2 separate regions of the Homo sapiens genome follow, and region 2 is linked to region 1. Evidence: chromatin loops called from intact Hi-C (ENCODE). Cell type or tissue: Caco-2. All regions are shown on one strand. Links, peaks and the distances in the headings refer to the core of each region. The heading gives the core; the rest is flanking DNA. Region 1 overlaps STARD13 (StAR related lipid transfer domain containing 13). Region 2 has its middle 76 kb from the start of KL.

Region 1 (8,364 bases), core at 74-8,073:
TTTTTTTTTTGAGATGGAGTCTCGCTCTGTTGCCAGGCTGGAGTGCAGTGGTGTGATCTCGGCTCACTGCAACCTCTACCTCCCGGGTTCAAGCAGTTCTCCTGTCTCAGCCTCCTGAGTAGCTAGGACTGCAGGTGTGCACCACCACACCCAGCTAATTTTTATATTTTTAGTTGAGACAGGGTTTCACCATGTTGGCCAGGATGGTCTCGATCTCTTGACCTTGTGATCTGTCTGCCTTGGCTCCCCAAAGTGCTGGGATTACAGGTGGGAGCCACCGCACCCAGCCTAATGCCCTTGCTTTTTAAAGCTGAGTAATATTTCATTGTATGTATATACCACATTTTTTTATCCATTCATCTGATGGGTACTTGGGTTGCTTCTACCTTTTGGGTATTGAGAATAATGCTGCTATGAATGTGAATGTACAAATATCTCTTTGAGACAGAAGTTATCAATAATTTTTTGGCAAGAGGCCTGTGTTTTCATTTTGCACTGGGATCCACAAGTCTTATAGCCAGTCCTGCATGGAGGAATGGGACGAGAGTTAGCTGGAGACCCAAGGAGGAGCTGAGTTGGCCGAACAGAGGAACAGGAGGAGGGATCCACTCAGATGATCAGCAGGAACCCAACTCAGAGGGAAGAGGGGGATGCATGTCAAAGTAAGACTGATGCTTTTGCGCTACTGTCAGTTTGCAGTTCTCATAAGTTGCAAAAGTTTATGATGATGTTAGTCTGCCTTAAAAAGCAAGGAAATGTTTACCGTGCTACAACATGGGTGAAGCTTGAGGACATTATACTAAGTGAAATAAGCCAATCACAAATGGACAAACACTTACATGAGGCACCTGGAGAAGTCAAACTTATAGAGACAGAAAATCCAACAGTGGTTTCCAGGGGCTGGCGAATAGGGAAAGGGGGAGTTGTTGTTCAGTGGATACAGTTTCAGTTTTGCAAGATGAAAAAGTTCTGGAGATTGGTTGCATAAATATATATTTAATGCTACTGAAATGTACACTTTAAAATTGTTAACATGGTACAATTTTTGTTAGGTTTATTTCACCACAATTTTTTTTTAAGTTGATGACGAGTGTTTTCATTTCAGTAGTCCATCTACTACTGAATACTCTTCCAGGGCTTATCTATATGGATATGGGGGTAAGTTAACTATTGTAATGAATGTAAGGACTATTGTGAACTCCTCTAACTGCTCCAACGATATTCAGTAAATCTCTCATCTGTTCTTGCAGTTCTCTATAACTTTGTATCCCTCCATTCATTTTATAGAAGGCAAACATTTTCTGTTAATATAAAAATGCTATTCTTTTGTTGTTCTGAATTATGGAAACAATTAATGACATAGTGTAATCCATTAGAATCAGAACCTGGATGACTTTCAGTCAACTGTTTTCTAGAGATATCAAATATTAAATGCAGCCTTTATTTTATTTATTTATTTATTTTTTGAGATGGAATCTTGCTCTGTTGCCCAGGCTGGAGTGTAGTGGCACAATCTTGGCTCACTGCAACCTCCGCCTCCCAGGTTCAAACAATTCTTCTGCCTCAGCCTCCCAAGTGGCTGGGACTACAGGCACCCGCCACCACACCCGGCTAATTTTTTGTATTTTTAGTAGAGACGAGGTTTCACTATGTTGGCCAGGCTGGTCTCGAACTCCTGACCTCATGATCCACCTGCCTCAGCCTCCCAAAGTGCTGGGATTACAGGCGTGAGCCACCACGCCTGGCCTAAATGCAGTCATTTTTATAAGGGATCATCTTCACCCTTATAGCTAATATTCATTGTCTACAACCAGCTGATACTCATTCTCTAGAATCTAAAATAATAAATAATTAGAGTTATTTCCATGAATTTCAGATCAATGTGTTTCATGACCCTGAGGAAATTCATTCCCTTATTATTGTGTAAAGTTTTCTAGCCATTCAGTTTGCTATATCAGCTAGTTTTCACATGTGTTCTCCATTTGTATGATTCAGGTGTTTTATATTTGAATGCCTATTATGTGCCAGCAGTGCTCTACCCACTGAAGATATATCAATGTCCAAAACAGAAAAACATCCCTGCCTCATCAAGTTTTTAATCCAGGAAAAGACAGGCATTAAAGCCAAAAAGTGAGCAACCAGTGTGAAGGTGAAATGTGCTGTGGAAGAAAAAAGTTAAAGCAGGAACAGGCGTCTGATTGTAACTTTTTGATAAGGTGCTGTGGGTATATCATGGAAAAGCGTTCCTCTACCCATCAGTATTTCAGTCTGGAATCTGCAGTTGTCTATTTTTATACTTTTCTTCTCTTTTCTTCTTTCTTTCTTTCTTTCTTTTTTTTTTTTTGTTTGTTTTTAGAGACAGGATTTTGCTTTGTCGCCCATGGTGGAGTACAGTGGCGTGATCATAGCTCACTGCAACCTTGAACTCCTGGGCTCAAGATCCTCCTGCCTTGGCCTCCCAAGTAGCTAGGACTACAGGCATGCACCACCGTGCCCAGGGGTCTTGCTATGTTATCCATGCTGGACTCAAACTCCTGGCCTCAAGTGATCCTCCCGCCTCTGCATCCCAAAGTGTTAGGATTACAGCTGTGAGCCACTGCACCTGACCTATTTTTTTTTTTTTTTTTTTTTTTTTTTTTGAGAAGGAGTCTCACTCTGTCGCCCAGGCTGGAGTGCAGTGGTGCAATCTCAGCTCACTGCAAGCTCCACCTCCTGCATCCGACCTATTTTTATACTTGTTTCATTTTGCACTGGGATCCACAAATCATGTAACCAGCCCTGCATGGGGGAGCAGGATGAGAGTCAGCTGGAGCTCTAAGGAGGCGCTGAGATGGTCAAGCAGAGGAGCAGCAAGAGGGGTTCCCTCAGGATCAGCAGGAACCCAACTCAAAGGGAAGAAAGGGACACACATCAAAGAAAGATTGGTGTCTTTGCAGTACTTTTCCCTGCTCTACAGTCATGCCCTGGAACTGTGGCGTACTGCATGGTGACCGTCTCCCTCAGTCCATGGAAAGTTACTTTTATTTATTTATTCTGAGATTTATCCACCCCTTAGCATCTTACATAGTACCCTGTAATTGTATTTCACAATAGATATAGTAAACACGATTGTTATATTTTTAAAATTAGAAAGGGAAGACGCCCTGTAGATTTCCAGGGCCCTTATTTGTAGAGTCATCCAAGTTCTAGGTTTACCTTTAGGTTCTCCTTTAGAAGAAATAATCTTACAGGTATTCTCTGTTTTTTCAGTGCCGTGTTGTTCAGCATAACCAAGCATAGAATGATGTGACCTAATTCGTATTTATCACAGAGTATCCTTCCCTGTCTTTTTAATATCAAAATCTTAATGCTGAGTTTCACAAATATATAAACTACTATCTGTTCTTCACAGACAACTGAATGAAAGATATGTTACAATAATGCCATCTGAATTTATATAGTACTCTGCTGTGTTAAGGTATGGCAGCATTTCTTATAATGTTCTATTTAACAAGGAGGTTAAACAGGTTCCTATGAGTCAGACAAATGAAGTGAAATAGGCATCATAATGTAGGAATAGTGTGGGCTTTGGAATTACATGCTTTGGAGTGAGAACTAGATTTGAATATTGTCGTACCAGACCCCTATTCACTTCAGTAGAGATGGCACCAGGTTCAAGAGGCTGAAGGAGAGACTCAAGAGTCAGCAAATGAGACATAGGGTTTATTGAGAAGAACTTACATGCAGAGTGTTCCAGTGGTGGCAGGCTGGACAGGAGCACGGAGACCACCTTCAGAAAGCATGCAATTTATGTACCATTTTCACTTACCCTTCACCTGGAAACCTTCACTTAACCCAAAACAAAGGGTCTGACTCCCCAGGACAGCCCACATTCCATGGGACAGGCCGTGGGCTCAGATGTTCCTCATAGATAAGGAATGAATCTCTGGTTGGCCACTCCTGGATTCCTTAGCTTGGAACTCTGAACACGCATTCCTCTTAAACCATAGGGTAACTCTCAGGGTGTTGCTCAAGCTAAGCTGTTGCTAGCAGGTATGTTTGCCATACAGTAAAAAGTTGGCTACTTCCGTGTAACTTTTGACACCATTGAAATCTATGAGCTTTTGTTTTCTCCTCTGTAAAGTGGAATAAAATGAGATGTGTGTGAATTTGTGTGTGTGTGTGTATGTGTGTGTAATATAGTCTGCTCCAAGCTTTGCCATGAAGTAGACACTCAGTAAATGTTCATTTCCCTTGTCTTTCTCTTTTAAAATAAATCACTCGCCTGATTTACCTGTCCTGCTAGACTGAGGGCTTCCTGTTGGAAAGAACCGTGCTTTGTTTATCCTTGCCCCAGCAGAGACTCTGAGCTTATAGTTTTTTCAGTAAAGCTGCATTTAAAAAACAATTTTGAGCTTAACTTTTAAAATATTTTTCATGAAGGTGTTTATTTCTGGCTTGGTGCATTCTTCCCAGAGGGAGCATCACTCTCCTCCCTTGCTCTCTTGGAGGTTTTATCTTGTATCTTCCTGTTTTGGAAGGGCTTTCTGATGCCAGCCCAGTGAGCTCATGCAGCGCTAAGTGGAGAAGGCCAGGCCGCATGGTCCTCCTTGACCTGAGAAAATCTAAGGCCCCCTTCCCCTGTGTGCTTGCACCACACGTGCAGTCAGACATCACAGCAGCCACTCTGGCTTCCTGCCCATGAAATAAATGCTCTCAGTCTGACATTGCTCAGTCTGACAAGAGACATATTTGACAGGAGCAGGTTGGATGGAGAGGGTTTTGAAGAGGCCAAGCAGTGGAGGTGAAAGGCAGGAGGCAGGAGGTGCTCACACCATGGAGTCACAAGGGTGGGGCAGCCTCCTCACTCATCCCCAAGTGGCATGTCAGTACTTAGTTGGCACATGCCATCAAAAACAATGAGCTGCAAGAGTAGAAATGTCTTTCAAATTTCATGTCCTGTGGGCTATGATAGGTGTCATATGGTGTCATGCCAGATCCCTATTGACTCCAGCAGGGATAGTACCATGTCCAGAGGCCAAAGAAGAGACCTGAAGCCAGCCAACGAGACATAGGGTTTATTGGGGGGACTTACATATGGGGCAGTCCAGTGATAGCAGACTACACAGGAAGACCACTACTGTTTATAAAAAGCATGCAGTTATATAGCATTTTTACTTAGCACCCTCCACCTGGCAACCTCCATTTAACCCAAAACTAAAGGCCTTGATTCCCTGTATGGCCTGTGTTCCAAGGGATGGGCCAGGGATTCGAATGTCCCTCATGGATAAGAAGTGAAACTCCAGGTTGGCCACTCTCAGATTCCTTAGCTTGGGACTCCAAACACACATTCTTCTTAGACAATGCGGTCATTCTCAGGGCATGCTTCAGTTATGGTTGTCAGGTGCCTCTCCTATACATATGGTCAAATGTTACCAACCATATATTTATTTAAATTTTTTATTGCCATAGATTTTTGGAGAATAGGCGGTGTTTGGTTACATGAGCAAGTTCCTTAGTGGTGATTTGTGAGATTTTGGTGCACCTGTCACCCTAGCAGTATACACTAAACCCAATTTGCAGTCTTTTATCCCTCACCTCCTTCCCACCCTTTCCCCCAGAGTCCCCAAAGTCCATTGTGTCATTCTTATGCCTTTGCATCCTCATAGCTCAGCTCCCACTTATAAGTAAGAATATATGATGTTTGGTTTTCCATTCCTGAGTTACTTCACTTAGATTAATAGTCTCTAATCCCACCCAGGTTGCTGTGAATGCCATTAATTCATTCGTTTTATGGATGAGTAGTATTCTATCGTATATATATACCACAGTTTCTTTATCCACTCATTGATTGATGGGCATTTGGGTTGGTTCCACATTTTTGCAATTGCGAATTTTGCTGCTATAAACATGCATATGCAAGTATCTTTTTCGTATAATGACTTCTTTTCCTCTCAGTAGATACCCAGTAGTGAGATTGCTGGGTCAAATGGCAGTTCTACTTTTAGTTCTTTAAAGAATCTCCACACTGTTTTCCAGAGTGGTTGTATTAGTTTACATTCCCACCAGCAGCATAAAAGTGTTCCCTTTTCATCGCATCCACGCCAACATCTATTTATTTTTTATTTTTTTTATTATGGCCATTCTTGCAAGAGTAAGGTGGAATCACGTTGTGGTTTTAAGATTTGCATTCCCTGATCATTAGTGATGTTGAGCATTTTTGTATACGTTTGTTGGCCATTTGTATATCTTCTTTTGAGAATTGTCTATTCATGTCTTTAGCCCACTTTTTGGTGGGATTGTTTATTTTTTCTTGCTAACTTGTTTGAGTTTGTTGTAGATTCTGGATATTAGCCCTTTGTCAGATGTATAGATTGTGAAGATTTTCTTCCATTCTGATACCAACCATATTTTTGATCACAAAAAGTTTCCTGTTCTATCTATGGTTTTAAAATGGCCTGCACTCAAATACTTCAGGGAAATGATACTCTGCCTTCCTTTTAAGATGCCTAGAAAATGAGATTTCTCTGCTTGTTCTAGTCCCCACTCCAGTAACTCTTCAGTCACATTTAAGCCATGAAGCAGCCACATCTCCAGGTGATAGAAGTGACCTTGAATATCATGAGCATTATTATGTCTGAGCATCCTGGATCCAAACTCTGAACTACATCATAATCAAAAGAACAGAGTAAAAAAAGTTTTCAGTGTAAAAAATAAGTCATTTGCTATATTACAAAGTGAAAGAATGTTTATAGGTTATGAGGGGATGCTGTTTGGAGAGTTGCCAGAGGTTGAAATAGGAGATAGATCTTCACTGTTTTTGCTTTGTTTTGTAGAAGTAAAGCACTTGTTAGCCTTTGAGGGTTAAGACCGGCTGGGCAGAGCAGAGCCCAAGCTGCAAGGATGGGGCCTTCAGCATGACTCCAACAAGGCAGAAACATGTCTGCAGATGAAACCTCAGGTCTTGTAAGGAAGAATCCTTATGTGAAAGCAAGATCCCACCAGTCAGAGACTAGCAGGCTCAGTGAGAGGTGCTTATTTCCCCCCACCCCCCCCCCCAAGTACTCATTCTATTCCTGAATTTTCTGATGCACTTACCTCTAAGCTGGGCAAAGCATTTTCTTGTTCACTAAATAAATTATTTTGCAAGGAGCAACAGTCTATGTGTCTGAGGGGAAAAACTACAGTAGAACCTAATGCTTCCAAAGGACTTAAACAAGATTCTGTTTCCCTGGAAACCAAGTCCTTTCCTGCTGGTTGTACACATTTTTTGCAGGAGCACCTGTGAAAGGAGATCAGTAGCATCTGAATCTCTTGTCAGTGATGGCCCCCTTGAAACTCACAATGTCTGTGGTGTTTTGAAGCACATTCTGGTTGTTTTAGAAACTCATACACTGCACAGCACTGGGAATATTTGGTTTTAGCTACCATTGCAGGGGATGTGTGTGTGTGTGTGTGTGTGTGTGTGTGTGTGTGTGTATGTGTGCATGTGTGTGTGTATCTGCATGTGTGTGTTTGTGTGTAAGGTGATGGAAAAGAAAATCTGGGATTTATTAAAAGCTAAGGTCTTTAATAAGTTCTGAAGTCACTGAAAGGTTGTGGAGCTGGCAGATGCACTTATCACTCGGCGCGGATGTTCCTGCATTTGGATTACTGGGAGCATTATAGTAGAGCAGCTAATCTTTTGTGGCCAGTGCTGCTTGCCTATGTTGATAAGTGTGATTAACAACTTTAAAAGTCAAATACGTTAGCAAATGCCTTATAGCTGCCAGGAATGCTTGTGGCCACCCACGCTTTGCAGCAAAATGAGAAGTCAGTCTCAGGAGCTTAGGATTCCTAGACTTTTTAGATAAGTATGCCTCCAAGTTTGGTTTTTAAGTTTATTTCAACCCAGTCATGTAAAGTTATTGTTAGAAAGCAGTCAGATATAAAACCAAAAAATGAAGAATGTGCTTTTTGTTTGTGAGGTTTAAAGAGATGATGCTCATTACACTTTCAGAATCCTCTTTAAGTCTGCTTTCTCCTTAAATTTCAAAGTGAACTTTAAAAGAGATGCTAGATTTTTAGAATATTTCATCGCACAGTCGCTTGTGATGCGAACCCCGAATGAAAGTGAAAACTCTAGTGTATATATGATTTGGGTGAGGCCGGGAGAGGTGAAGTAATCTTCAAAATAGTGGAAGAAATCCAGCTTAGAAAGTGATCAGCCTGCCTTGCCACGTGACCTGGGGCTTTGTTCTTTCCATACTGCAGCTTCCTTGTTGATGCCCATTAGCATCTTAATTAAAGCAGGCCCTGTGCTAAGTGTTATACCAAGGATTTCTGGATTTCTCTGCCCAGGATTAAAGATACCACCATTGAAAATTTAAAGTATAAGCTTTGATA
Region 2 (8,364 bases), core at 89-8,088, 130 kb after region 1:
CCTAACTAATATAAGGTCTGAAACCCAAGGAAATGATCAGTGCCCAAGGCTGGGGGTATATCACTTTACTCACTTAAGTGGTGTCATTCCTGACCATGTACTTAATGATCCAGTGATGCCCAGCCACCCCTTCATGTCCCCAGTGACTACATTGACCTCCCTATCTGGTGGGTCATAGGTCACTGATAGCCTAACTCTCCCGCTAGGCTATAGACTTTTAAGGGCATGGATCATGCCTCAATTAACTTGGAAACTTCATCTGTTAGGACCTTTTCTGCTGCATCATTCTATAAGCGTTTGTTAAAATGAACCAGTTTGTTAAACAGGACATAACAATGATAGAAGTTGCAAATGTCAAGATTTCATTCTTTTTGTGCCTGAATAGGATTCTGTTGCCTATATATACATTTTCTTTATCTAGTAATCCACTGACAGACACTTATGTTGATTCCATATCTTGAATATTGTGAATAGTGCTGCAATAAAAATGGGGGTACAGATATCTCCTCAATATGCTGATTTTATTTCCTTCAGATATATACCCAGCGATTGATAGATCATATGGTAGGTATATTTTTAGTTTTTTGAGGAACCTCCATATTGTTTGCAATGGTTGCTGGACTAATTTACATCCCTACTAACAGTGTATGAGCATTCGTCTTTCTCAGCATCCTTGACAGCATTTGTTATTTTCTTTTTGATAATAGCCATTTTCACTGGGGTGAGATGATATCTCATTGTGGTTTTGATTTGCATTTCCCTGATGACGGGAAGACAAATATCGCATGTCCTCACTCATATGTGGGAGCTAAACAGTGAATCTCATGGAGGTAGAGAGTAGAATGGTGGTTGCCAGAGGCTAGGAAGGGTGTGGAGGGAGGGAGAGATAAAGAGAGATTGGTTAATGGGTAAAAAAACACAGTTAGATAGAATAAGTTCTAGTGTTCAATAGCACAGTAGGGTGACTGTAGTTAACAAGATTTTATAGTATATTTCAAAATAGCTGGAAGAGAAGATTTGGAATGTCTCTAACACAAAGAAGTGATAAATGTTTGAGGTGATGGATATGCTAATTATCCTTATTTGATCATTGCACATTGTATACAGGTTTTAAAATATCACATATAGGACAGGAGCGGTGGCTCCTGCCTGTAATCCCAGCACTTTGGGAGGCCGAGGTGGGCAGATCACTTGAGGTCAGGAGTTCGAGACCAGCCTGGCCAACATGGTGAAACCCTGTCTCTACTAAAAATACAAAAATTAGCCGGGTATGGTGGCGGACACCTGTAATCCCAGCTACTCAGGAGGCTGAGACAGGAGAATTGCTTGAACCCAGGAGGCAGAAGTTGCAGTGAGCCGAGATTGCGCCACTGCACTCCAGACTGGGTGACAGAGCAAGACTCCATCTCAAAAACAAAACAAAACAAAACAAAACAAAAATCACATATACCCCATAAATAGGTACAATTATTATGCACCAATAAAAAAATTGTTTTAAAATGATAGAAGCCATGGAAAGGAAGCCATAAGCCAGGGACACTGTGAAGAGTACTCTAAAGCTAACAAAATCACTTCTATTTTCGATTTTGACTGCTTTGACCCTCCCCATCGTACAGAAGATGGAGAAATAGCTTGATATGGTTTGGATATTTGTCCGTCCCCTCCAAATCTCATGTTGAAATGTAATCCCCAGGGTTGGAAGTAGGGCCTGGGGATAAGTGTTTGGCTTGGCACCCTCCTCACAGTAATAAGCGAGCTCTCACTCTGAGTTCACATCAGATCTGGTTGTTTAAAAGTGTATGGCACCTCCCCTGTCTTTCTGTCTTGCTCCCTCTCTCTTGCTTCCACTCTTGCCATGTGATACGCAGCTTGCCCTATACTTTCTTCCGTGATTGGACGCTTCCTGTGGCCGTCACCAAAAGCTGAGCAGATGTCAGCACCACACTTCCTGTATAGCCTGCAGAATTGTGAGCCAATCCGACCTGTTTCCTTTAGAAATTACCCCGTCTCAGATATTTCTTTATGGCAACACAAGAATGGACTAACACAAAGCTGGTCTTCTAAAAAGTTAACTGTGATTGTTTCTGAAACTAGCACATGCTGAACACCTGTTTACAACAAACAGGAACATTTGCTTCCTTCACGCATTCAATAAACACGTATGAAGCACTCATTGTGTGCTAGATACTTATCTTAGGCATTCAGTGAATAAAAAGATGAATAAAATGAGGGAATAAAACAGACAAAATTCCCTGTCCTCATGGAGCTTATGATCTAGTGGAGAAAGCAGCCAAAAAAAACCTAAATAAATAATTGTCCAGGTAAGCTCTATAGGAAAACAAAAACAAAAGGAAAGAGATGGGCAATGGGAGAGTTGCAGTTTTGGGTAAGATGGTGAGGAAACACCCTACAGAGATCCGATTCAAAACTACACCCTGTCAGAGTTTTCATTTCCTTCCACTCCACTCAAATTGCTAAAACTACACTGGTGGGAATTATCAATTAATCGATTTGCTGATCACCTATGTCTTGTGAAGAAAAAGAAGTTCAGCAACTTAGACACATGCGTCCTCTGAGAACTGTCCTTGCTGATAAAGGACGGCTACATCTTCCCGGGCAGTCAGAAAGCAGGGCCAGCAAGGGATGCACAGATGTGAGAACACCACATGTCCCAGGCCACTCCATTTAATTGTTATGCCTAATGATAATGGGGAAGTCATTGGTTGTCCTGATTTCCAGAAATTGGCATGTCCCAATGGCCACCAGATACTTCAGAGAGTTCTCATATGAGCACTTCTCGTGTGCCCAGGAGCAGGCCCTGTGGATCAGCTTTGTTGTCCTCATCACCCACCCCGTCACCACTGCCCCTGCTGCCAATGACCCTGTCAGCTCACTGCCTGCTGGGCATATCTCCCTTCTGCTCTCTCAACACCGACCAGGCTTTGAGAGGAGACCTGATTCTCCCCTTGACATCTCTCTGTGGAGCTGGTCTGAGTAGGTAGGTATGTTAAATCCCCACAGCACACCTGAGACTAGGCCGTCACTGCTAATAAGACTCAACTAACACACTAGAAGCGTGTTAGAAGTGGAGCATAACTTAAAGCTGCTAATAAAGGTGGCCCCTCTTCGAGCCCATTCACCCAAACCTGGCTTTGGAGGCTCTTATCTATCCGGCCTGTCCTGCCATCCCCTCTATCAGCTCATCCTCCATGCTGAGAAGGAGTGAGCACTTCACCTTGAAGCAAGGGCCCCAGTGATCCCAAGCCCACCTCACTCTAAGGCAGAGTTCCCCCACGTCTTCATAATATGAGAAACATAGAATGTGATGGCAGGAAAAATGTATCACTTCACCTTGGGAGAAGAGCTACTTCCATCTACTTATCTATAGGGTGTGGCTGGACCCTCTGATTCCAGAAGATAATCACACAATGGACTTGCGTTGATTCATTTCCCTAAATCCGGTTACCTCATAGGAAACACCACCCCCTGGTTTCCCACAGGCATAGTCGGAAAGCCAGCCACCACCAGCCCTGCAAAAGTGGGTAGTACTTGTGGCTTCACTGCCTTCCCTTGCTGGGACCTTGTCCTCCCAGCAAGGTAGAGCAAGTTTCTCTTTAGTACCACCCTGTTCCAGAACCCCGTTTCTGTGTGTATCAGTCATCCCACCTGCTGAAACGCTGACTGATGACATTTTAATATGAATGAGTTTCAGACAGAACTATTTCACTACATATTTGCATAATTAAGCCTTTTATCTCTTTATTGGGAATCAGAGGCTTTGTCTCCTGTTACATGGATTTCAGGCATCAGCAGGTAGGTGGGAGCTATTTTTGGAACAATGAACAGCCTGAAATTATACGACCACATACAAAAGCCTAAACCTGAGAGTCGACCTGACCTTGTCTTCTAAGATGATTAGGCTGGGCAGAAGCATTTCTGCCTGCACAGGTCCCTCCTTCTCCTGGGAGGGTGGGGAGCTGCGCATTTCCAGGACAGTCTGGGGAGGAGAAATTTGTCTTGAATTCAGAAGAGCTCTTCCTGGCAGCCTTGCTGACATGACCCTTCCTTCACCTTGTTCCTCTTCTCGTATTCCCTTCTCATGTTCCTCTTCTTGTATTCTTCCGGATTCCCCAAATCCCACCTTTTCTTGTGGAAGAATCCCTAATGCCTTTGTGTTTCAGATTTCCAAGCCCATCAAGCATTTACTGAAGAAATGCCCAAGATTGTGTGTGGTATACACTTTGAGTGAATACCGTAATGCTCAGCTTTGTCAGAAACTTCCTGCCCAAGGAAGACCTCAGAGAATGCCCACATCACCTGACAGAGGTGAGAGCCCAGGGAGAAGGGAGCACATCTCTAAACAGACACAAGCTGAAGATGTTGTATGAGGAAGCACCCAACCAGGGTGCACTGGACCAAAATATAGAACAACTGGATTTTTGTGCTATTGCTTGGTTTTCCTTGTGGTCCTCCAATTTCTCTGTTGCTACCTCATCTACATATTAAAGTAAGAGGAAACAGGCCTAATAATCAATCCTACGATGAGTAGTTAGAAGCCACAGATAAAGAGTCCTGTCTTTCCTGGAGATGGGCAATTCAAAATCACTTGGGAGAAATACACTATCCAGTCATCCGAAATTAAATATGTTCTCTAAAGAGCAGCCACTAGCGGGAAACACCATCATCCATCACCGGCCCCTGCTGGAGCCTCTGTCTGTGAGGCTGAGCCTGGGGCGGCACACAAAAGAACCACAGGTTCCAGAACCATGTTTCTCTTCTAGAACCACAAAAAACAGAATGCCCAACTCAAAAGAAATTGGAAATGGCAAAGGAGGGCACATTTTTATTTCGTTTTCTGCCAGTTTTCAGGGATTCCAGTATAAGCCCACTAGGGTATGCACACAACACAAAAGACATCAGCCAACCCAATGCAAACATCAAACCAGCTATGCAGCATTTCAAACAAAATACAGCCATTATTTGACTGCATTGCTCAATTTTCAGAAGGCTTGTGGCTGTCCTAATCTTCCCCATACATCTCAAAGTTCATACTTTTAAGTCCTCTAGTCCTCATAACTAGATTACTGTACAGGGCTCAGATTATTGCAAAGCAGGCATCAAGCAGAATACTTTTGCATAAAACAAAGGGATTTTAAACACAGTACACACAGCAACAGCTGCTGCTTGGTAGAACTGAATGGGAATGGGAGAGGGGCCTTCTTCCTCTGAGAAGATAGAAAAACACTCTGTAACTTTTGTTCAAGGATTTGGGAGTATAAAACAAACAGCTCGTCGTGTTCCCACATTCCATAGTCAAGATGTTCTGCAGAGATTGGAACTAAACTGCTCAAAGTGACATCAGGAACTATGTAAATCAGGAGGAGAGCCTCTCTGGGGCTATAAATCTCAGGACAAGGTTAAGGTCACAACCCCGGAACAAGGGAATTCAGACCCCTCTTCTGAGAGACTGAGGGCTGAATACTTGCATACTGCTGGACAATAAGAAAATCCTATCAGCAGCAAGCAGGCATGGCACTTTACCAATGAATTTTCCAAGTGGAAATCTGCGGCTTAATGAGGAAGAACCATGGTGAACCAGAACTTCAGATCTAGTATGTTTGTACACATTAGGGGAATCTTTTGAGGCCCTGAATGCTATCTGCTCTTTGTCTTCCTGCCTCAGATCATTACCTACCATACATGGAACAAAATCTCCATTAAGGAAAAAGTGAGCAGACAGCAACAATTCCATGCTGACATGCTCTGGCTCTGTGTCCCCACCCAAATCTCATCTTGAATTGTAATTGTAATTGTAATCCCCATGTGTTGGGGGAGGGAACTCGTGGGAGGTGATTGAATCATGGGGGTGGTTTCCCTGTGCTGTTCTCGTGATAGGGAGTGAGTTCTCATGAGAGCTGATGGTTTTGTGAGGGGCTTTTGCCCGCATTTTCTCCGCGCTTTTCTTCATTCTTCATTCTTCCCCTTCCTGCCGCCATGTGATTTACCATGATTGTAAGTTTCCTGAGGCCTCCCCAGCCCTGCTGAACTGTGAGTCAATTAAACCTCTTCCCTTTATAAATTACCCAGTCTTGGTTATGTCTTTATTAGCAGCATGAGAACTAATACCTGCTATATACCAGGGAATTTTCCTATCTATATATAGACATATACATATACACATGTATATGTACACACATATATCCATATAATTTGATATTATATACAATTTATGTATCAGTCCTCACAAGTCCATACTATTTGTATTTTTTAAAAGAGTAAATTGAGGCACAGAAAGGATGAGAGACTTCCCTGAAATCATCACTCAACTGGGACTGAACTCCAGGCAATGTGGTATTTACTTGTTTGCTGACTTTAGTGAGGAGGGCTCCTCTATGGCAGGACAATGAGATGAACCACCCAGAGTGGAACTCAGGAAGACCCAGGGCAGAATTAGGCTGAATGGATCTTCTAGAGAGTGAAATGAGGAATATAATTGCAAAGAATCTCCATCATGAAGAAAACATTAAGGGCCAGGAGCCTGCACAGCATGACTTCTGATGAGCGCCGGCCCTAAAAAGGTGACGGGGCACATTTGCAGGGACATCTTCCACTTCTTGTTCAGCCATGCAACTTCTGCCCTCCCCAGCACCCCACTGGGAGAGAGAAGATGCTAAGGTGATTCACTGGGGTTCATGGCATTGTTTGCACAGCACATTATTAGCACAGCATTGCCAGGTGTCACACATAGTGTAGCTCCTGTGGGCACACAGCTGGGCCAGTGAGTAAAGCCTCATGTACAGATGAATCTGCCATCCCAGCCCTCTGGCCCATGCAAGCTGAGGAGTGAAAGACTACTTGCCTTTTACTGCAGTTCTCTGACATTTGCACAGCTATTAATAGAGATGTCTTTTGACTCCATTCTGCTATTGTTCTTGTGCATAGAGATTCTTCAGAGCCTAGTGGGAAGGACTGAGAAGAGGTGATCAAGATTTCAGCATTTTGGGGTCCCTGACAGTAATATCTAATGGCACTAAATTATGTCTTCTTTCTTGAAAATTGGGCAGAATACCAAGTACAAATGCAAAAGATGGGCATAGCCTCTAAGAGTGACCTCAGGATGCCTGAAGCCCAAAAATGCATTGAGGTTTTCAGAGACGTTCTGAGGATGCAAAACATTTTTTAAATAATAAAATTAGACTTTTAAAAGCCATATTTATGCAAGAATAAACAGAAGGAAGGAATAGGCTTCTACCTGACATGATATAATGTCAATAGAAGACAAAAGGAAGGGAAAATTATTTCTTATTTATAGCATTCTCATCTTTCCAGCCATAAAAATCTCCCCTGCTAAAAAAATGTAGAAAAAAACTTAATGGTTAAGAGGAAGTGGTGTTTTAAAAATACGTCCAAAAATTATTTGATGCTCTCTCTTCAAGAGGTGGAGCTTAATTTTCCTTCCCTTAAGTGTGGGCTTTATTTAGAGACTTGCTTAACAATAGAATATAGCAGAAATGACTGAGAGTGATTCCAAGGGTGGGTTTTAATTTCTCTTGGGTGGATACCTAGGAGTGGAATGGCTGGACCATATGGTACATTTTTGCTTAACGTTTTAAAGAACCGCCAAACTATTTTCCAAAGTGGCTGCATTATTTTACACCCCCTCCAGCAATGTGTGAGGATTCAACTTTCTCCAAATCCGCCCCAACTCGTGTTATTGTCAGTCTTCTGGATTAGAGCCTCTCGGTGGGTGTGAAGTGCCTTCTCAATATCCTTCACAGTTCTAAACTTTAAGCAAAAATAAAAGTTCCAAGTGATCACATTAAATGATAGAATTCAATTAACTCAAGTTCTGGTTCTTCCTCTTTACAATCACTATGTTGTCCCTGTTTATTTCAAATTGACAGTTTTAAAAAATCACAGGGATTGGAAACTGGAATTGAATTATGCCCACAGCAAAACAGAATAATTCCAAACTCTGACTTACTCTTAGTCTTACTTACTCTTGAAACAAACCCATGTAGCTGAGTCTGCTTGTGTCAAGGACTGACTATGAGGAGGAGGTTCTCTAAATTAACCTCCTTGTTGGCTTTTGAAGTGTTTATTAAATAATCAATAATAAAATGTGCTAATATGAAGTTTGCATGTATTCTCTCACAATTCAGCAGTGACTGCAGTAATTCATCACAACTTAGGACAATAAACTATTTTACTGCGGAAGAATGATTTATCACTAAATTATTTAGAATTGCCAGCTCATAGTGATAATAAAAGGCAGTTCAAAGTTTAGTCGGTGTTCTTAACGTTTTTAAATGATCTCAGGTGATGCAATAATGAACCCTTCCTGCTCATGCCCCAGACAGATGC

Evidence for each region. A loop is a pair of places that touch in the nucleus more often than their neighbours do. Peaks named below come from ENCODE experiments on the same cell type or tissue, not always from the same donor. Only the 100,000 strongest peaks of a DNase experiment are listed, where the experiment ranks them.
Region 2: it touches region 1 in a loop (2.7-fold over the local background); 2 of 110 quality-filtered maps call a loop at or near these places.

The regions. Positions count from the first base shown.
Region 1 is chr13:33,213,794-33,222,157 of GRCh38, reverse strand. The region is part of intron 1 of STARD13 (StAR related lipid transfer domain containing 13); the gene reads left to right. Among named protein-coding and RNA genes, the nearest start is that of STARD13-AS, 60 kb to the left of the region's middle. In Caco-2, for the core only: no CTCF peak of the experiment used is centred there; DNase peaks (open chromatin) are centred at 3,927, 4,615 and 7,677; H3K4me3 peaks cover 260 bases.
Region 2 is chr13:33,087,897-33,096,260 of GRCh38, reverse strand. No RefSeq gene overlaps it. Among named protein-coding and RNA genes, the nearest start is that of KL, 76 kb to the right of the region's middle. RefSeq lists an enhancer at 3,399-3,955. In Caco-2, for the core only: no CTCF peak of the experiment used is centred there; a DNase peak (open chromatin) is centred at 4,950.